Linked DNA regions of Homo sapiens: region 2 is linked to region 1. The links are chromatin contacts, found by Hi-C or POLR2A ChIA-PET in ENCODE. All regions are on one chromosome and are shown on one strand. Each heading gives the region's core, a stretch centred on a gene start or an enhancer-like site at or near the end of the contact. The rest is flanking DNA. Distances are from core to core; before and after follow the strand shown. Region 1 has its middle 40 kb from the start of GPR12. Region 2 has its middle 25 kb from the start of GPR12.

Region 1 (7,099 bases), core at 1,794-4,293:
TTTGGCAGGGTCATAGGACAATAGTGGAGGGAAGGTCAGCAGATAAACAAGTGAACAAAGGTCTCTGGTTTTCCTAGGCAGAGGACCCTGAGGCCTTCCGCAGTGTTTGTGTCCCTGGGTACTTGAGATTAGGGAGTGGTGATGACTCTTAAGGAGCATGCTGCCTTCAAGCATCTGTTTAACAAAGCACATCTTGCACCGCCCTTAATCCATTTAACCCTGAGTGGACACAGCACATGTTTCAGAGAGCACAGGGTTGGGGGGTAAGGTCACAGATCAACAGGATCCCAAGGCAGAAGAATTTTTCTTAGTACAGAACAAAATGAAAAGTCTCCCATGTCTACTTCTTTCCACACAGACACGGCAACCATCCGATTTCTCAATCTTTTCCCCACCTTTCCCCGCTTTCTATTCCACAAAACCGCCATTGTCATCATGGCCCGTTCTCAATGAGCTGTTGGGCACACCTCCCAGACGGGGTGGTGGCCGGGCAGAGGGGCTCCTCACTTCCCAGAAGGGGTGGCCGGGCAGAGGCGCCCCTCACCTCCCGGACGGGGCGGCTGGCCGGGCGGGGGGCTGACCCCCCCCACCTCCCTCCCGGACGGGGCGGCTGGCCGGGCGGGGGGCTGACCCCCTACCTCCCTCCCGGACGGAGCGGCTGGCCGGGCAGAGGGGCTCCTCACTTCCCAGTAGGGATGGCTGGGCAGAGGCGCCCCTCACCTCCCTGACGGGGCGGCTGGCCGGGCGGGGGGCTGACCCCCCCACCTCCCTCCCGGACGGGGCGGCTGCCGGGCGGAGACGCTCCTCACTTCCCAGACGGGGTGGCTGCCGGGCGGAGGGGCTCCTCACTTCTCAGACGGGGCGGTTGCCAGGTGGAGGGTCTCCTCCCTTCTCAGATGGGGCGGCTGGGCAGAGACGCTCCTCACCTCCCAGACGGGGTCGCGGCCGGGCAGAGGCGCTCCCCACATACCAGACGGGGCGGCGGGGCAAAGGCGCTCCCCACATCTCAGACGATGGGCGGCCGGGCAGAGATGCTCCTCACTTCCTAGATGGGATGGCGGCCGGGAAGAGGCGCTCCTCACTTCCTAGATGGGATGGCGGCCGGGCAGAGACGCTCCTCACTTTCCAGACTGGGCAGCCAGGCAGAGGGGCTCCTCACATCCCAGACGATGGGCGGCCAGGCAGAGACGCTCCTCACTTCCTAGACGGGGTGGCGGCCGGGCAGAGGCTGCACTCTGGGCACTTTGGGAGGCCAAGGCAGGCGGCTGGGAGGTGGAGGTTGTAGCGAGCCGAGATCACGCCACTGCACTCCAGCCTGGGCACCATCGAGCACTGAGTGAACCAGATACCGTCTGCAATCCCGGCACCTCCGGAGGCCGAGGCTGGCGGATCACTCGCGGTTAGGAGCTGGAGACCAGCCCGGCCAACACAGCGAAACCCCGTCTCCACCAAAAAAATAGGAAAACCAGTCAGGCGTGGCGGATCGCAGGCACTCGGCAGGCTGAGACAGGAGAATCAGGCAGGGAGGTTGCAGTGAGCCGAGATGGCAGCAGTACAGTCCAGCTTTGGCTCGGCATCAGAGGGAGACCGTGGAAAGAGAGGGAGAGGGAGACCGTGGGGAGAGGCAGACCGTGGGGAGAGGGAGACCGAGAGGGAGAGGGAGAGGGAGAGGGAGAGGGAGAACAGGGGATTTTTAGGGCAGTGAGGCTGTTCTGTACACTATAATGGTGGATACTTGTCATTATGTGTTTGCCACGACCCATAAAATGTAAAACCCCAAGAGTGAAACCTATGAAAACTCTTAACTCTGGTTAATAATAATTCATCAATATTGGCTCCTCAATTGTAACAAATGTATCACACTTGCAAGATGTTAATCACAGGGAAACTGTGTGGGTGCAGAGAGTGTATATGGGAATTCTTTGTACTTTCTGTGCAATTTTTCTGAAAACCTAAAAATACTCTTTTCAAAATTCTATTAAGAATTTAAAAAAAGAAAGTTGGTGAAGTGATATGGAATCTGGCCAAGCTGTCATTTCTTGAAGCAGTAGAAAACGAAGGTTCACAAAGCACAGTTCGAGGGGCAAATAAGGAAAGCAAGACCCTCTTGTTTACAGCTCAACCAAGATTGTAACTCACTAAAGCAATTACATCCATCCATTGCAGATGAGCAAAGCGGATTTCAGAGCCTTTGGTGATGCATCCAAGGCCCCGCAATGGGGAGGTGGCAGAGGCTGGATTTCAGTGCAGCTCTTCTTACTGCAAAGATCTGTATCATGCACCACTCTGAACCCACCAGCCTCCACTGATGGAGGAGGCACCCCTGGATGAGGAGATATAAAAATCAGGTACTTTGATATGACTTGCACATAGCAGGTGTTCCTATATTACTGTTTTACATGAATTGGAAAAAAAAGAAAAGAAAAGGAAAAAAGAACGTTTCGTACTAGAGTGAGCATTTGGGAAAGAATCAATATCCCTCACTCACTATGGAGATGAAAATAAAAAGTAGAGGGCTGTAAAAGCAGACCAACTCTGACCACGGTGGTTTAAATACTGTATTTAGGGGAAAATGAAGCATAGTCTAAAAATAGTCCCCTTCTCGGGTGGGTGAGTGGCAGCGAGGACCACCCACCCGTCCTGACTGCCAGACCACAGTAGCCCCATGAGTGAGGGTCCCATTGTTCAGCACTAATTTTTACTGTTAAGAGCAGATGCAGTTACAAGGCTCATTAAGGCTGTTAGGGCATGGTCTGCTGTTTTTCTGAAAACATCCAGTACAAAGAGTGCGACTTGAGGCTGAATGTGGAGCTCGGGCCAGCAGCTCTGCAGAGTGCCTACTCCCACCGCCACCAATGCGCCCTGGTCCTCCTATGCGAGGAGGAGAGTCAGCCGGCACACAAACGTGCGCTCATGGTCGCCACGCTGAGCCCGCAGGGACTGCTTTGAATGTTTGCTTTTTGCTGAACAGCAAGAGGTCGCTGCCCGGGCCTGCACCGCTCTTTGGAGAAACACAATGTCCTGGTGGCTCCCAGTTCTGCACTCTGCAAGCTGGCATTGCGCGGGGGCCTACCCTCTGACAACTAATTCCGGAAATGTCTGAGGCCACCGCGAAGGAGGCTGTGCAGAGGCTCTGTGTTAACACAATCTGGAGGCAGGTGACATTAAACTGTGTGAGGGTGGGCGAAAGCCCTTGCCCCTAGGAATACAAGCCTCATTCTAGGCAGTTTCCCTTGTTCTGTAAACTCTGAGTTTAGATACTGATGTGAGAGGAGTATAAGGACGGATCATGCTCCCAGGTACCCCCGAGCCCCATCCAGGGAGCGGCGGATGCAGCCATGAGGCCACAGGGGGCAGGGCAGATGGCCCCTCCTGCCTCTAAGCCTCCTGAGGATCTTGTCAGATGGTGACCACATCCTTCCTGCCTGCTGAATTTTGCACTAAGCTTCTCTCTCTCATGCACATTAGTCTGGCATTTCCAAGACCGAGTTCCGGAGGATAGCATGGGATGAGCAATACAGGGTCTAAACTGTTAAGGTCTCAATCGTAATAAACATTGCAGAACCCCTGCTATGAGTCTAGGACTTTGTCCATTTCCGCTACATTTTCAAACCTATTGGCATAATTCACTTATCTTTTTAATGATGGTAAGATCATTAGCAAAAATTTGCTTCATAGTGCCTGACCACTGATTATTATTTTAGCTTTTTAGTTCCTTTTTTCCCCTAACAGGCTTGCCAGGGAGTTGAGCTTCATTCACCTCCTAAAAGAACCGCTCTTTGGCCCTCTTCAGCCTCCTTTGTGTGTTAATTTTTCTAAGTCATTATTTTTGGCTTGTATCCTTGTGTATCCTTACTTCTACTTTCTTTGATTTTCCTGTTCTTCTCCCCCCAGACTTTATGACAGATTCTTAGCACATTGATTTTTAGCCTTCATTCTTTTCTAATATAAACTTCAAGGTTATAATTTTTTGCCAAGCATGGCTTTAACTGCATTCCACAAGTTTTGATATACAATATTTCATAATAATGTATTTTAAAATATTTTCTAATTTCCATTATGATTTCTTCTTTGTCCCATAGGTTCTTTAGAAAAGTACTGCTTAATTTCCAAACACAAAATAATTTTCTGGTTATCTTTTTGTTATTGATTTTTAGCTTAATTGCATTGAAGTGAAAAAAACATCTAATTTTTATCCTTTGAAAATTTTCCAGACTTGTTTAACAGCTCAACATATGGTCAGCGTGTCACAGCATCCTTAAAAAGATGTGTGTTCTACAGCTCTTAAATGCAGTCTTCTACATATGTTCATTAGTTCAAGTTTGCTGATTACAGAATATTATTCATTCTGTATTCCTCTATATTCTTAATAAATATTTATCCATTTATTTTATCAATATCTGATAAAAAGATATTAAAATATCTCACAATGAGTATGAATTTGTCTTTTTATCCTTTTTATTCCACAACATTTTGCTTTATATATTTTGAAGCTATATTATTCTGTGTACATAAATCATGAGAATGATTGTATCTTTCTGGAAAATTAAACCTTTTATTATTATGAATTGTCTGTCTTTATCTAGGATAATACCGATCATGCATTTTATCCTAAAGGAAAAGATGTCTAATATTAATAGAGCAATATGAGCTTTCATTTGGTTAGGGTTTGGATGCTACATCTTTTTAAATTCCTTTCTTTCAGCCTTTCTGTATCTTCCTTATATTTTAGTTGCTCTCATAAAAAGTATATAGTCTGACCAACTTTGTATTAATGAAAACATTTCATTTACGGTTAATGAAATTGTACATTTTAGATTATTTTTATTATCTCATTTCCGTCTCTATTAGCTTAGAAATTGCACATTTTTCATATTCATCTAGTGGTTACCATAGTGATTATAATAACAGTCTAAAGGTGTGAAAGTCTGATATTAATTGGCTTATCTGCTGACTCCTGCTGTGGCCTGTTTCCTGTTCCTTTTCTGTCTAGAGCCCTGGACTGTTGAGTGTGTTTAACCAGATGTCCCGGCAGGGCCAGAGCTGAGGCTCCAATTATCCAGCAGGTGGAGTCTTTGCTTTCTTAAGGATCTATTTGTACCCACGATTTTCGGTTGGTGAGTGCACTCAATCTTTATCTACAACTTGCAACCAGATATCCACAGATCATCACCATGATCTGATACTCATGATGCAGATGGCAGAACAGTCAGATTTCAGGAGAGAGCTCAAGGCTCCTCAGAAAAAAATGCACCACCCAGGAGAAGGGGCTGGACTAGGGTTAGAGACCATCTCTAGGCCAAGGTTCTAGAGGGTGCTGGACTTGGACTTGTCCAAGTGTGGACCTGGGTGGGTATGTGACCTGGAAACATGTGGATCCACCTACTAGCGGGGACCTCCCAGGGTGGCTGGTTTCTCTTCCCCCTGAAGGGCATCGCTGACAAACCCTCTGTGGTCAGAGGAAGATCTGAGCCAGCAGGAGGGGCAATGGTAGTCCTCCTAGTCCTCCGCAAAGGGCAAGTGGTCACCTGGCACACCATGCAGAGATGCTCAGAAATATTCGGGATGGCGCCATGAGATCTGTCAGTGCTCCTGTGATTGCTTTTATCCCAGTGGATAATCCAGACACATGAGTGTCTGTGCAAGAAAAGGAGGCCATGATCTAAGTTGAAAAGATCCACGTGGGGATATTTTGTCTCACAGATTGTAAGAAAGGGGTATGGAAATCCCCAGGCAACAGTGTGCTCCTCAGCTTGCTGAAACAGACCAAAGACTATGTTCTAATCAAACCTTCCAGGAATCTCATGGAAATTTCATTTAATGCCTCTCCAGGCACTTTTCTGAAAGCCCCCACGTTAGGGATGTCTTGGCTAAGACATCTCTCATGGTATCCACAGCAACCCTGATGAAGCTCATTTCTGGAGAAGAAGAAAGTCTCTCAACACCTCTGCTAAGTCATCATTCTCCCATCCTCACTGCAGCAGTTCCTGGAATCTCATGAAGGGAAGCTGGGACCCACCGCACACCCTCTGCAATACCTCACAGTAACTTGGAAATGCCGACTCAATTCACAGGCAGCCACGGTGGGAAAGAAAAAACTCTAAGCTCAGGTGCTGGGAGGGCAAATCCCATCAGTCACAACCTTTTCCTGAGAAGATAGCAGTAGACAGGGCCCTGAACAAAGGGTCACACTCCAGTTGTTGAGAGTTGACTCTGAACAGCTTTTAAGCCTCACCCCTCTGCCCTATGGCTGGTCAGGAAGCCCAGAGCTCTCATCTTTGGTACCTGGGGGAGACTAAAAGCATGCGAGCACCTGCCTGCAGGACCCTCACTCACTCTGACCAGCTCCCTAAACACCACAAAAACCCCACGCCAGTCTCCTTTCTCTGCTCTCTCAAGGCATGTGGGGCCTGCTGGGTGCCTGCCCTGCTGTCTCCAGAAAGCCTCATTATGTGCGTCATAAACCTCCTCCTGGACCCTCTTGGGGTGTGTGTGTGTGTGTGTGTGCGTGTGCGTGCGTGTGTGTGTGGTGTGTGGTCTCCCTCGTCTCCATGTCTGGGCTCAGCTTTGAGTGGGGGTCCCTCCTGCTTCTCGAGTGCCCAAACAAGGTCACAGGGACTGGCCCACACTGGGTTCTGAGCCAACATGTCAGCGGGAATGTCTGTCACTGACCCCTAAGCCCAGGGGTGCTTGCTTGTTCATTTCGTGCTGTACTTTGGGGACCAAGGAGCAGTGGGGTCCAAGCAACTGGCAGCTTTCAGTGAGAGAGGGTTACTCAGAGCATGCAGGGTTATTGGAACCACCTGTGCTAAATGTCGTAAAGCTGAAAAAATGGGGCCAGTTGTGGTGGCTCATGCCTGTAATCCCAACACTTTGGGAGGCTGAGGCGGGTGGATCACCTGAGGTCAGGAGTTCGAGACCAGCCTGGCCAACATGGCGAAACCCCATCTCTACTAAAAGTACAAAAATCAGCCAGGTATGGTGGTGGGTGCCTGTAATCCCAGCTACTCTGGAGGCTGAAGCCTGAGAATTGCTTGAATCTAGGAGGCGGAGATTGCAGTAAGCCGTGATTGTGCCACTGCACTCCAGCCTGGGTGAC
Region 2 (7,099 bases), core at 1,993-4,492, 64 kb before region 1:
ATTTCAGACCCCCTGCTTTCGGTCTCAGGGTAACAAGTTGGTTGCATTAGCTGAAACTCTTTTTAAGAACCATCCAGAAAGTAGTGACAGACATATTTCTGAACAAAATGGGTCAAACTGAGTTGAGTAAACTCTTAGGTTAAATAAATACATTTTTACAGAAACAGAGCTGGTAGCTTCCAAAGCTATGTGTTTCTATCCTACAGTGGTTGCTGCATCTGTTACCAAACACAGGACAGGAGCAGAGATGAGGGAAGGACTAGTGACTAGAGCCAGGAGGAGCAGACAGGAGAGGTGGTGCAAGAGATCAACTGCCCAGGGGTGTGCAAACCATGCTACCTGCCCAAAAGGAGATAGTCAGATTGAGGGCATGAAACCTTCCCAGCCCTGTTATCACAAACCCTTTCAAGTCACCCATTGAGTTACATGAAACAGGTCAGGAGGTTAATACAGTACACAGATTCCCAAACAGTTAATGAAACCACAGTAAAATAATCCAATGACCACAATCAGTTATTACTATAAAATCTGATTTAACATTGGAGAATAATGTCATTGTGTTCATATCTGTTTAAGTGATATATTGATCTTTCTATTCAGCAGGCATTTGTTGAGTACCTACTGTTTGCTGCACATGATTCAGAACATTCAGCATATACAGGGAAATAAAACACAGCCCCTGAGTAAGGCAGAAAGGAGTGAGCAGAAGTCACTATGTGAGAAGCAATGAATAAGGTGAAATCACCATAAAAGCATGGGAAGGAAAAAAAGTCTTTTAGCCATGTTTTCTGTTTTCTTTCTTTCTATTAGCTCATTTCCAGTCTGTTCCTTTCCATCCATCATTTGCCTAAAAATCCTCCCTCATTATCATACAATTAGACCATTTTATGACCTAACAGGCCCTTTGAGATCACATAGCCTTGATGCTTTCAGACTGTTTGGATCCTAGAGTTTTCAGACTGCCTCAAGTTCCTTGGCAGTCCTCATGGGCCATCTGTTGACAAATGCTTGATGGTTCTATAGTCATTGATTCACTCATGTGGCAACAGTACGGGAAGATCTACTTATGCTGGCCACAGCATGCGGTATTGAAGATATGGCAGTGAGCAAAATAATTAAGGAGCGAATGCTCACAGAGGACCCTGCCCACATGGTATCTACAGACTGTGGGGAAGGGCATTGGTAAAATTCATATCACAAATGTAAGCTCACAACTGTGACACCTGCATGACAAAGATCTATACTGAAAAGAGCTATATTGCTGTATCTATTTAATCATGTCAAATAAATACATGATCTGACCCATCAGAAGATTCTGGAAAAACTGCCCTGGGGAGTCGGGGCTGACAGGAGGTCTAAGGATGGGTGTGCATTAGATGGAAGGGGAAGGCAGTCCAGGGGAAGGAAGGTGCATGCAAATGCTCAAGATGGGAGGGATTTGGGTGTTTTTGGAGAAAGAAGGTAGTAGGATAGAGTTCCGAGAGCAAGATGGAGTGTGGAGCAAAATGCAGCTAGTGTGTCCTATGAACCCCATTCTGGATTCCAGTATCTAGAATGGGGTTCTCAGAGCAATGGCAGCCACAGAGCAATGGCAGCCACAGAAGGGGGTTTGAATAGGAAGGAGCACAGGGCTGGTGAAATTAGCATGTTTGCCTTCACAAGCTGTCCCTGGATGCAGAGTGGAGAATGTTCTGGAGGGCACCTCGTGAATGCAGGCCCCCAGAGGCAGTTATGGGAGTGGTTCAGGGAAGACACGAAGTGACTTGGACTCAGGAGCTGGTGGTGGAGGAGCAGCTGGAACAGGCACGAATTGCTGTGTGACTCCCAACACACAGAGCAGGAAGTGCTCCATTTCTTTTTATTCCAAACCAAACCAGATTTGGCTCCAAGTGGCTACTCATCCTTGGGAGCAAGTGACAACTTGGAGCCAGACTTTATTTGACAGTGTGACTCCCCAGCCCTCCCCTATTCCTTGGGTCACTCCGGTGCTTACCCAGTCAGGAATAATTGGGAAGTGATGTCAGAGAATTTTTCCTCTGCTTTCAGGCTATTTTCATGCAGAGAAGATTTAGTATGAACTGTGTCTTCTCCCTGATTCCAAAATGAATTTGGATCTGCATAACCCAAAATACCAGCCATCTGTTCTTGTCTAAAAGTCAAAGCCACACCACCAGGCGCTGACACCTGGAAACATTTATTTGAACTTTTTTTGACCACAAAAAATAGATTGCTTGTAAATCACACCTATCAAAGATTCTAGCTTTTCAGTTGCTATAAAATGTTACAATTGCCACCAAAAGAGGGCATTCTCTTATCTGTTTAAAACAACCCCACACAAGCTACCTGGAAATGTGAATGCAGTCTCTTTTCTGTAGCAGGGGCTGCTGGTCAGCAGTTCACTGAGACATGGGCTTTTTGTCTTGCCCTTCACTGACTATTTAAAAGTGGAAATCTCTGCTACTTGGACCAACTCCCTATGACTTCTAGGGCAAGGGAGCCCACAGTTCTAGAACCCAAAGGCCTGGTTGTCCATGCCACCAGGAGAAGATGAAAGAATACCTTTTTCCATTGGTCCGGCAATTCCTGTAGTGACAGTGCCCACAGACCAGTCTGGGAAGGCTCGGGTGTCCACTCCAGCCCCAGCTTTCTTCTGAATGGCTTCCTACCCAGAGGGCATGTTTGTACCACCTGACCCCACCTCCGTGAGTAAGCTGCTGGGATCGAGAATTCACACCTGCAGGGCTACTACATGTGCAGGTTGTGCTTTGAAGAAGACACTTGGCCTAGAGGGCAGTTGAGGTCTGAAATCCAGGCAGTGTTCAGCTGCCGAAAAGCATGTACTTGCTGGGGGTGCCACAGCCTGGGGAAAGGGCTCCTTTTTGAATTAGTCCACCCAAAGACAAGCCCTTTTAGAATCATCTGCTCTGGAGGGGAATCTCTTCTCCAATTTGCCTGCAGGTGATAGGGAAGTGCTGGGAAGGGAACAGCTGGTCCCTTTAAACGATACGGGGAAGGGAAGTGCTGGGTAGAGGAGGGCGTGGTCCCTGGCTAGGGCTCCACCCCCACCGACGTCGGGGAGGACAGGCATTTCCTGCCCAAATGCCATGCCCCCATCCTGTGCCTATAAAAACCCGGATACCCTAGTAGGCAGACACACAGACAGCTGGATCTCCAGTGCCTGCATGCCGGCAGGCCACCGGTAGAAGCCGAATGATGCAGAGTTTGGCTGAGGCAGAAGCAGAACGATGCAGAGTTTGGCTGAGGCAGTCTGAGGAGAGCCCAGGCTGCTGAGCCGCTGAGTGGCCTGACTCCAGGGAAAAATCTTCCTGCTCCATCCCCTTCTGACTTCCCTCATATGCTGAGAGCTACCTCGACTCAACAAAACCTTGCACTCATTCTCCAAGCCCAGGTGTGATCCGATTCTTCTGGTACTCCAAGGCAAGAACCCGGGATACAGAAAGCTCTCTGTCCTTGCGACAAGGTAGAGGGTCTAATGGAGCTAACATAAGCGCCTATAGACAGCAAACTAAGAAAGCACCCTGTAGCACATGCCCACGGGGCTTCAGGAGCTGTAAACATTCATCTAGACACTGCTGTAGGGTCGGCGCCCCACAGCCTGCCCGCCTGTAGGCTCCCCTAGAGATTTGAGCAGCGGGGCACTGAAGAAGCAAGCCACTCCCCCATCGCACGCCCTGCGAGGGGAACAAGGGAACTTCCCCTTTCACAGGCACTGCAGGTGGTAGCACCGGCCATGGGCACCTGACCCAGAGGGTTGAACAGTTGCTGCAAAGTTCTGTCCGTTACAAATCATCTATACAAAACGAGGAGCAGCCCAGGCAGGCAGAAAATATCAGAGTGAGAACATAAGATGTAGGGAGACTGAGGTTGACCAAGGGACAGGGCACAAGGAATGCTGTAGTGATTGGGTGTGTCAGGTTGCAGCAGCAGTGGTGTAGCTGAATCACACTGGAGATAGAGCCTGAGCCAGATGCAGTGGGGACCTCCTGCTTGGGGGCTGTGACCGCGTTGCCTGCACACCCCTGAGCTGCAGCACCACCAGGCTACTGCCAACTCAAGGCCACTGCATAGGGGTTGCCATTTCCTTTTTCCTCTCCTGTATCTTAATAATAAAAGGTACCACGTGGGACAACCTAAGGCTTTTCTTGGTCCTGGAACCTAAGAGTACAGTAGCCAGCGGAAAGTCTAGGAGCTAAGTGGAGAGAAGCACAGAGTGTTCTGGGAACTTCCACGGTAACGTGACTAGAGGCAGGTCCATGACTAGGGGTGGAGTGGGCTTCCTTTTCCTGTCTTGCTTCCTCAGTTCCAGTGCACAGCTCCTCAATTGCAGCTTCCTGGCTCTACTGCACTTACCAGCCTGTCCTGCCACCAGATCACCCCTCCTGACCGGGACAGACAGTGGGCATGTGGCACCCACAGAGGAGACATGAATCTTTATCAAACTCCTGTTCTAACAGAATTTCTTGTCTAACAAAAATTGCCTTCACAAAACTTACTGCAATCACAATTGTTGTGTTTGTTGATTTACTTTTTGTCACCTCCCCTACGAGGTGATGAGCTTTCAGGGATGGAGGCCTTTTCATTGTGCTCACTGTTGTATTTCTCATGTCCAGAGTGCTCAATGCTTACTTACCGAGTCAAGTTAAACATGCCTTGATACACATCAAAAGGAATATGGCTTTCTGCAGAATAATCACCTTGGTAGACATTTTTCCCTAAACGTTTTAAAACAAGGCTTCTAAAATTGTCTTCAGGAAATTAATTTAGAGTATTCATAAGAAAAAGAAGACTTGATGCTTTATGCATCCAAGAGTAAATGAAACACAGGGCTATATTAATATTTACCAAATCAGCTGAAATCCAACTGCTTAGAGAGATGCTTTTCAGTGGCTGACTCGTGTTTTTAACTACAATGATCCTACTTTTCTGGCCTCTGCATATCTGAGTTTGTTAAAGACAGAAAGCCGATCCCCTGCTTTAAGAGCTAAGGTTCCAATCTTATTCAAATGGTCATATCCATCTGTCCTGATGTAAGAAAACTATATTTACGAATATGCTCATGTTTTCCTTCTTATGAGAAAAAAAATCCCTAGCAATACATAAAATTCATATTATGCTTTTATTCTCACTTTCATCATCAACATTCAGATTTAATTCCATAGACAAGCTTGCCCATACTTGGTGTGTACGTGCTTCAGGTAGCAAAGAGAATCCATCAGCCCTAGGGTCTCAAGTCCTGGCTCCTTCCTCAAGGCACCTATGTGACTCTGACAACGACTTCTGCCCTAGTTCTATGGAAATGTACGTTCCACAGTAAGATTGAGTCACAGCCAACTGAAGACCACCGAGGTCACCTCTCAGCTCAGCCCAGGCTTTGTATGGGCTCCTGTGGGACCCTCACTCAACAAACAGCTGTGGGAACCCCAAAACTGGAGGGGATCCTTGGCTTCCCCCCAAGGAATTAATTAAATGAATTCCAGGTGAGACTACACCTTGCCATTGAACTGAAGGCCTTGGAGCCTTCTGGGGCAACCTGAGACTCTTTTCCCAGCACAAGTTTTGCTGAGTGTCAGAGGAGCTCCATCTGACATGGCACAGAAGCTCTTCTTAGCTCCACAGCACATTTCATGGGATTGCACACACCTGTGAGGCCAGTGTACTGGGGGCTCCCAGAGTGAGGCAGGTTGTGTAGGGCTGGTCCTGGAGAGGCAGTAATCATGCGCCCAGCCTTCCTGCACATTTGCTCTGGCAGGAGCTGCATCTGCACAGTTCTGCACCTTCATGGTCATGGTCACAGGGCCAGCTCCACCACAGGATGCACATGAAGTGCAAAGAACATGGGCCTGAAAATCAGATGCTCTGGGATCTCTGCCCTGAACTCCTGACCTTTGGCCATTTAGGCTATGAACTTTGCCATTTTGACTTTCGGCATTCCTGGTTCTTCAAGCCTGACTCCCAAAATGTAACCAGTGTCCCCCTTACACCAGGGACCTCCCTGTTTCCCAGGCTCTGTCTACTCTTAGTCCTGGCCCCTGACCCTGCTCTGCAAACACCCACTTGCTGGGCAAGGGATCAGGCCAGGGTGGCAGGAAGCTAGGAGGAAGGAGAAGGATTCCCTCTCAGCAATCACTGATAGCAGCAGTCGTATGGGAGATAAGTCAGAAAAGGGCTGAGAAGAGGAGTCAGGGACTCTCAAACTGAGCCTAAATTCACAACAGGGGCTAAACAAATCTTCAGCTGATGATTGCACCCAGGCTTCTGGCAAAAGTCAAAGCAAATACTCTGCAGGAGAGCTTCTGGAAACCGCAGTTTAGACCCACAATACTCACACAGATTAAGATCAGTGCACTTACAATCCAAGAGAAAGGTACTGTAACTGAGAGAGTTAGCAAAAACAACAGACCACAGATTTAGATAGCCAAATGCTGTAGACATTGGAATCATCAGATAGAAGATATAGAATAGCCACATATTAGAGATAAAAGAAATTAGAAATGCAACCACAAAGGTTATCAAACAGCAAGAAATGATTAGAAATAATCAGATGGAGTTTTAAAAATCTAAATTCTAGAAGCAACACCAAAATTATCTTAATTGAAATAAAAACTCAGTGAATGGGTCAAATGGCAGATTAGATACAGTTGAAGAGACAATTGTGAACTAGGAATTGCAACCAAAGAAATTATCCAGAATATAGCCAAGAGTTAAAGATGTGGAAACTATTAAAGAAATGATAACAGATGTGGAATATTGAATGAGACCATCTAAGATACATCTAATCAGAGTTCCAGAAGGAAAGAATTGAAAGAATGGAGGAAAGGCAGTATATAAAGAGATAATTTTCCAGAATGGATGAACAATGTGAATCCATGGATCTAGGAGGCACAATGTATCCCAATCAGGAAAGATAATTAGGTTGATAGCCAACTACTCAACAACAGGAATAATCAGCAACCTCTTCTCTTTCCTTTTCATACCCAACCACAGTTCAGGAGAACAGGAGTTAGGAAAATGAGGGGTATGCTTGGTTTGACTTATAACATTCTTTGATCCACCTTCATCCCCTTCCTATAACTTCTGT

The links. A loop is a pair of places that touch in the nucleus more often than their neighbours do. ChIA-PET counts read pairs that join two places held with the same protein, here RNA polymerase II (POLR2A). Pooled maps may share reads with other maps.
Region 2: a map of CD4-positive, alpha-beta T cell shows a loop between it and region 1 (2.2-fold over the local background). The contact joins two enhancer-like sites. A Hi-C loop is called at or near these places in 1 of 168 maps with a recorded cell type or tissue (CD4-positive, alpha-beta T cell) and 5 of 50 pooled maps. POLR2A ChIA-PET finds 5 or more read pairs at or near these places in 1 of 52 experiments (T-cell).

Annotation. Positions count from the first base shown.
Region 1 is chr13:26,717,680-26,724,778 of GRCh38, reverse strand. No RefSeq gene overlaps it. Among named protein-coding and RNA genes, the nearest start is that of GPR12, 40 kb to the left of the region's middle. RefSeq lists an enhancer at 3,272-3,361. Within about 2 kb of position 3,043, at least 5 of the 41 ENCODE cell types and tissues checked have a DNase peak (open chromatin) inside an H3K27ac peak, as active enhancers do; they include CD4-positive, alpha-beta T cell, where a contact is called at or near this core.
Region 2 is chr13:26,782,059-26,789,157 of GRCh38, reverse strand. No RefSeq gene overlaps it. Among named protein-coding and RNA genes, the nearest start is that of GPR12, 25 kb to the right of the region's middle. RefSeq lists a silencer at 2,993-3,042 and enhancers at 3,743-3,792, 3,575-4,190. Within about 2 kb of position 3,242, at least 7 of the 41 ENCODE cell types and tissues checked have a DNase peak (open chromatin) inside an H3K27ac peak, as active enhancers do; they include CD4-positive, alpha-beta T cell, where a contact is called at or near this core.